2 separate regions of the Homo sapiens genome follow, and region 1 is linked to region 2. The links are chromatin contacts, found by Hi-C or POLR2A ChIA-PET in ENCODE. All regions are on one chromosome and are shown on one strand. Each heading gives the region's core, a stretch centred on a gene start or an enhancer-like site at or near the end of the contact. The rest is flanking DNA. Distances are from core to core; before and after follow the strand shown.

Region 1 (3,698 bases), core at 493-2,992, 230 kb after region 2:
CTTCCAATTGCTCAGGCCAAAAGCTCTGGAGTTTTCTTTGACTCCTCGCTTTCTCTCACACCCTGTATCCATCCCCTAGTCTAATCAGTAAACTATATCTGAAATGCAATCTCATTACCTTCTTTCACTGTTGGCTGACCTACCATCATCCCTCAAGGATCATTACTATAGATAACCTCATACCTGGTCTTTTTTCTGACCATTTCTCCACTCTTTAAAATGGAATCTCAACACAGGAGCCAGGTCTTTACTCAGATTAAGTCATGCCCCTCTTTGCTCAGACTCTAATCCCACTCAGTGTAAAAGCTTGTAATCCCAGCATTTTGGGAGGCTAAGGTGGGTGGATCACTTGAGGTCGGGAGTTCAAGACCAGCCCGGCCATCATGGTGAAACCTCATCTCCACTAAAAATACAAAAATGAGCCAGGCATGGTGGCATGTGCCTGTAATCCCAGCTACTCAGGAGGCTGAGGCAGGAGAATCGCTTGAACCTGGGAGGTGGAAGTTGCAGTGAGCCGAGATTGTGTCACTGCACTGCAGCCTGGGTGACAGAGTGAGACTCTGTCTCAAACAACAACAACAAAAAAAAAAAAAAAAAAAAAACTTGTATAACAGTGGCCTCCGAGGTCTTTCATAATCTGACCCTTTCCCCTTCCTCTGATTTTTATTATATATCCTACTATCCTCTCTCAATACATTATGCTTCAGTCACACTGGCCCCCTTGCTGTCCTCAAACATACCAAGGATATGTCCTTCCTACACATCCCATAGGCCCTCATATCCACCAAGTTTCATTCAAATATTACTGTAGAATAAGGCCATTTGAACACTGTATATAAAAAAGCATCAGTCCCATTTCCTTAATCCTGCTTTATTGCACTCCACATACCACTATTTGTTGTCCTATATTTACTTTTTTATTTGTTTCCCTCTACTCCACTGAAGTCTCCACGAAGCAGAGACTTTATCTTGTTCACTGCTGTTTCTCTAGTACATATTTGCTCAACAAGTAGTAGAATAATCTTACATTTTCAAGTGTTGGCAGAAAAAAAAAAGTATTACAAAGAATGAATCATTTAGGACCAGATAGCTGAATTGAGTGAGTTCAAGCCTTGCTCTGATACAATTCTCCTTCAAGACAAGAGCCATGAGTTGGATACAGAACATTTATATCCCAAGCATATATTTTACTGAACAGCATCAATGGTGTCTCCAAGCCTCTAGATAGTTGACACAATAAAATCTAGGAAGGTGCCGGGCACGGTAGCTCACACCTGTAATCCCAGCACTTTGGGAGGTCAAGGCGGGAAGATCGCTTGAGGTCAGGAGTTCGAGACCAGCCTGGCCAACGTGGCAAAACCCTGTCTCTACAAAAAACACAAAAATTAGCCAGGCATGGTGGCAGGCACCTGTAATCCCAGCTACTCAGTAGGCTGAGGCAAGAGAATTGCTTGAACCCAGGAGGCAGAGGTTGCAGTGAGCTGAGATAGCACCACTGCACTCCAGCCTGGGTGACAGAGTGACTCTGTCTCAATAAATAAATGAATAAATAAAATCTAGGAAGGTAATCATCTTAGTTCATTTTGTGTTGCTATAAAGGAATACCAGAGGCTGGGTAATTTATAGAGAATAAAGGTTTATTTGCTCATAATTCTGATGGCTGGAAAGTTTACAATTGGGCACTTTCATCTGGTGAGAACCTAAGGCTGCTTCCTCTCCTGGCAGAAGGCAAAGGGAAGCCTGTGTACGCAGAGATCACATGATGAGAGAGGAAGCGAGAGAGAGAGTGGGGAGGTGTCAGGCTGTTTTTAACAGCCAGCTCTCCTAGGAACTAATCGGGTGAGAACACACTCATCCCGGAGGGAGGGCATTAGTCTATTCATGAAGGATCTGCACCCATAACCCAAACACCTCCCATTAGGTCCCATCTCTGACACTGGAGATCAAATTTTAACATGAAGTTTGGAGGGGACAAACATCTAAACTATAGCGGTCATCAAGATAGCATGGTGGGGGCACTGCACTACATGGATTACAAAGAGAGGACAACAGAGTCCTTCTCTCTTTTATTTATTTATTTATTTATTTATTTTTGAGATAGAGTCTAGCTCTGTCACCCAGGCTGGAGTGCAGTGGCGCAATCTTAGCTCACTGCAATCTCCGCCTCCCAGGCTCAAGCGATTCTCCTGCCTCAGCCACCCGAGTAGCTGGGACTACAGGCATGTGCCAGCTCGCCCAGCTAATTTTTGTATTTTTAGTAGAAATGAGGTTTCACCGTATTGGCCAGGCTGGTCTCAAACTCCTGACTTCAAGTGATCTGCCTACCTCGGCCTCCCAAAGTGCTGAGATTACAGGCATGTGCCACCGCGCCCGGCCAGTCCTTCTCTATCTGGAGCTTAAAATTCATAATCTGACGACTGTCATCATTCATTCATTCAACAAATGTCTATTGCACAAGGAACCAAAACAGATTTCACTGCACTGCCCGAGGCATGAACAAGAGAACTTTAAATGAACTCTCCTCTGAAATGTTCTCCAAACCAGTTGTTCAAAGAATTCTAAGTAAGGCAGCTGCCCCCGTCGTCACTATTTCAGTGTTTTCTTTCACAAGCCAATGTGGTGAAACATATAGAAATTTGATGGAGTTTCACCTGAATAGAATTTTTATAAAATGGCGCACACCACTAAAGAGCTACTTGTCTTTTTCTTCTAAATGATGGCTCCATTAGCATATTTTGAAAAATAACACTGGTTTTCCAATAAGTGTTTAATGTGAAATAAAAGAGAAAATTTTTAAAGAACAAAAAGTATTTGAGTTAGCATAAGAAGTCTAAATGACAGCTGGGTGCAGTGGCATGTGCCTGTAGTCCCAGCTATTCAGGTGGCTGAGGTAGGAGGACTGCTTGAGCCCCAGAGTTTGAATTCAGCCTGGGGAACATAGCAAGACCCCATCTCTAAACTAAAAAAAGGAATTCTAAATGTAAATCTCAAATCTTTGACAATTGGGCATTGGTTATATATTCATGTTGACATTTAAAAGACAGAAAGGCCATTTAAGAAATATTTATTTATTTGTACTTATTTATTATTATTTTTTTTAGAGACAGGCTCTCGCTCTGCTGCCCAGGCTGGAGTGCAGTGGTGCAATCATAGCTCACTGTAACCTCAGACTCCGGGGCTCAAGTGATCCTTCCATCTCAGCCTCCAGACTAGTTGGACTACAGGTGCATGCCACCACACCTGGCTAAGTTTTAAAATTTTTTATAGAGATGAAAAATTTATAGAGATGAAAAATTCATAGAGATGAAAAATTCTTGCTCTTTTTTTTTTTTTTTTTGAGACTGGGGCCTAGGTCTGTTGTGCAGGCTGGTGTTCAGTGGCATGATCATGGCTCATTGCAACCTCTGCCTCCTGGGTTCAAGTGATTCTCGTGCCTCAGCCACACCAGTAGCTAGGATTACAAGCTAATTTTTGTATTTTTAGTAGAGACGAGGTTTCACCATGTTGGCCAGGCTGGTCTCGGACTCCTGGCCACATGCCACATGTGATCCACCCACCTCGGCCTCCCAAAGTGCTGGGATTACAGGCATGAGCCACTGCACCCAGCCTGTATATCTCTTTATAGGTTTGAAAGTTGCCCTCATGAATATCATTTCACCAAACCCTAATGCTAATGCCATGTGGCATTTATTGTGTTA
Region 2 (3,504 bases), core at 292-2,791:
AAGTATTTTAGCCTTACAAAATATTTACTTTGGGGACCCATAAATAACATTATTAAATAAAAGTGCTTTAGACGTCAGAATGTACTTGACAGAGAGAACAAAATGAGAAACAGGGATAAACTGGTTAAAAAAAGCAGCTCTCATGTAAATCAGTGGGGAAATATGAGACATGCATAATCCTTTCCATGCCATTAATGTCCACATGCAACTAGTAAATGACAGGAATCATATTTAACTTGCTTTGAATAGCAGCCACCACCTACCGGACTAAATGCAAATATGACATAATGAATTCAGTTTCCAACCTTTGAAACACCTATTACCTAACCACAAGAGCTTTCCAATCAATGAACTCTTCCTGCATGAAAAATCTGGGGTCTCTACAAATGCTCATTAATTTCTATTCCTATCACTGCAGGTGTCTCTGTGTTTTCCCTCTAAATAGTGAACAAATTAAAGACAGAAATAGTTTGTCCCTTGTGGTCCCTTGGGTAGAAGATTCACAGACCTCTACCAATATTAATAATAAAAAATAAAATAATAGTGAAACCATGGCTCACAGCAAAGCACAACATCAACATGTTCTGATTAAATGTCAGTCTGTCTCAGGATCAGAAAACTTGGTTCCATACTTCAGTTTATCTACAAGTTAGCTCTGTGCCCTTGAGCAAGTTATTCAACCCCATTAAGTCTTAGTCTCCTCATCTGTTAAAGAAAACAATAATATCTATCTTAAAGGACAAAAGGGACGAAATGGTACACGCAAGAGCTCCTAGCATAATGCTGGCATATCGGAAATCTTGAGTAAATCCAAGCGATTACTATTTTTTTTTCTGTTTTTTGAGACAAGAGTCTCGCTCTGTCACCCAGGCTGGATTGCAGTGGCGCTATCTCTGCTCACTGGAAGCTCCGCCTCCCAGGTTCACGCCCTTCTCCTGCCTCAGCCTCCCGAGTAGCTAGGACTACAGGGGCCCGCCACCACGCCCGGCTAATTTTTTGTATTTTTAGTAGAGATGGGGTTTCACCGTGTTAGCCAGGATGTTCTCGATCTGACCTCGAGATCCACCAGCCTTGGCCTCCCAAAGTGCTGGGGTTACAGGCGTGAGCCACTGTGCCCGTCCACGATTACTATTAAGCCTAAAACTCATGCTATTTATGTGAATGGCACTTCTAATCCTTCCTCTTGTCTGGTTCATAGACTTTTGGTGAGGTGGAGTAAAAACTGGATTGATGGGGAGTCAGTTTGGGGGAAGAAAGTTTTGTTAACGTGTATTAGTAGCATCAGATTATTTGTTTGCTGAAAGTTTCTGCCTGGTTTGAATATTCACCTTGCTGAAATCACCATTTTAAAAACAGCCATATAATTCTGTGTTCATATGCATCTGTGTGTGGGGCCTCCTTCCTCACAGCGGTAACAACACTGTTACAAAAGGAGAAAAAAGTGCAATGATGCAAGTAAACCTGAACCTTTGTGCAACAACTAAGATCACTTTCGTCTTCTAAATTTTGCTCACTTTCTCTATAAGGCTTTCCACCCCAGCATTAGAAGCTCCAGGCTGGAGCTCTGGTTTTGGAATTTCCCATTTCTGTGGTGTGGGCAAAGTCGACAAGTCTTCACGGGCTTTGGTTGCATCAGTGAGTGAAGAGACTTTACTGCATGATTTATAATGATTCCTTTAGTTCTAAACTTTAATGATCCTAAGACTATATTTAACCTAAAATCATTAACAGACATATGTTAATTTCTCACTTTTTTCAAACCACTTGATTACACAACAAAAAAAAATCCTTATTTATTTTTTTCTTACCCCCAGACTTCTAAAAGACTAAGATTTCAGAAACTTTTGTTATCAAGCAAATCATACCTGGACTTGTAAACGATTTCATTATCTATCCCTGCCTTCCTCCCCAGTAAGAAGGGCAGTAGAGATGGACTGTGCTTTATCTGCATGTTTTTAGTGGAGCTATGGAAAGAAAAATTAAGTAGTGGAAAAGCTACCTTTTTTTTTTTTTTTTTTGAGATGGAGTCTTGCTCTTTTGCCCAGGCTGGCTCAATCTTAGCTCACTGCAGCCTCTGTTTCCCATGTTCAAGCAATTCTCCTGCCTCAGCCTCCTGAGTAGCTGGGACTACAGGCACGTGCCACAACACCCAGCTAATTTTTGTATTTTTAGTAGAGACGGGGTTTCACCACATTGGCCAGGCTAGTCTCGAACTCCTGATCTCAAGTAATATGCCTGCCTGGGCCTCTCAAAGTTCTGGGATTACAAAAAGCTACATTTCTACACTGAAATCCCTTTCTTCTTGGGACTGTGGGATACATCAAAAGACCAAAAGAAAGTTAGGGAAGGTGGGGATAAGCTACAAATTATTCCTTCTTTATACATTTTGTCGACTTAAAACTACAGTTGCCCAACAATTCAAAATCAGAACTGCTTTTCAGATATAAAACAAAACAAAACAGGCTATTCTAAGTTTATTAAAAACCATATCTACTCTTTAATTTCTAATGTTTCATACGATACTAACATATGCCAAAGTATGTCAACTGTTATAAATGTTATCAAAAAAAACTGACTTCAAAAAATAAATGATCTAAGTAAAACATGAAGTTTTCGACTGAATCCACAGGAGCTAAAAGAACAAGCAGTTACACCATTTCAAACATAAAAAGCCTAAATGTGTTTGTTTTCCTTTTAATTTTTATGGAAACATCAGGGGGAAACTGGTTTTCTTTGTTCAGTGTTTATTATTTCACCTTTCCTGCATCAGAAACCAAAATACTTTGATAAATGGGAGAGTCTGGTAAACAGACCCTTGAAGATGAGGGCTCAGAACCACTAATCCATCGCATTTCCATCACTGTTCATTTTTCATGAAATCACTTAACCACCATAACTCAATTTCTTTGCATATAAAAGGGTAACACAGCAACCTTACTCCAATTCATGCTTATATAGAACCAAAAGGGGGCCTATAATAAATGCAAACAAGAAGGGCTGAGAAACCTGGGAAAGAAAACTGAAAGAAGACAGCTGTTCTTCCCAGAAATACAATCATCATATTTACTCCACTGACAGTCTATTTGGCCACTCCTATTTTTATTGCTCCAATCATAGATTATCTCTGCCTGCTGTCAAAACTACTTACAAATACAGTTTTTGCTCCAGAGATCCACGAACACAATTACCAGAAGCAGGCTAAGCCACCGAAGTAGTTTTTCCATACCACCCAGAAGAAAGTAGGCAGTTCCATTCCTGAACTTAAGACACTCAGCATTAAAAAAAGGCCAGTACTTCTTTGTAGCTACCCACACCCAAATGTGCTATAACACGAACTGTTCTTTGTACCTAACATAGTTTCAAGAAAGTATTAAAATAAATAGGCTGATATAAACATGTCTAGTCTGCTTTTTTTTTTTTAATCCAAAAGGGCTTCCCTAAAGACCAAATTTATCTATGCGATTCCAGGAATAGATAATGAATTTTTAAAAAATGTCTAGAAGA

Evidence for each region. Hi-C counts contacts between places; a loop is a spot of excess contacts on that map. ChIA-PET counts read pairs that join two places held with the same protein, here RNA polymerase II (POLR2A). Pooled maps may share reads with other maps.
Region 1: a pooled map shows a loop between it and region 2 (2.5-fold over the local background). The contact joins two enhancer-like sites. A Hi-C loop is called at or near these places in 1 of 50 pooled maps. POLR2A ChIA-PET finds 5 or more read pairs at or near these places in 2 of 52 experiments (BJ and CD4-positive, alpha-beta T cell).

What each region holds. Positions count from the first base shown.
Region 1 is chr12:95,426,894-95,430,591 of GRCh38, forward strand. The region is part of intron 5 of LOC107984545 (a long non-coding RNA gene); the gene reads right to left. Among named protein-coding and RNA genes, the nearest start is that of METAP2, 45 kb to the right of the region's middle. Within about 2 kb of position 1,743, at least 5 of the 41 ENCODE cell types and tissues checked have a DNase peak (open chromatin) inside an H3K27ac peak, as active enhancers do.
Region 2 is chr12:95,197,615-95,201,118 of GRCh38, forward strand. All of the region lies in intron 2 of FGD6 (FYVE, RhoGEF and PH domain containing 6), which reads right to left. Among named protein-coding and RNA genes, the nearest start is that of FGD6, 18 kb to the right of the region's middle. RefSeq lists enhancers at 517-1,018, 1,019-1,518, 1,174-1,273. Within about 2 kb of position 1,542, at least 4 of the 41 ENCODE cell types and tissues checked have a DNase peak (open chromatin) inside an H3K27ac peak, as active enhancers do.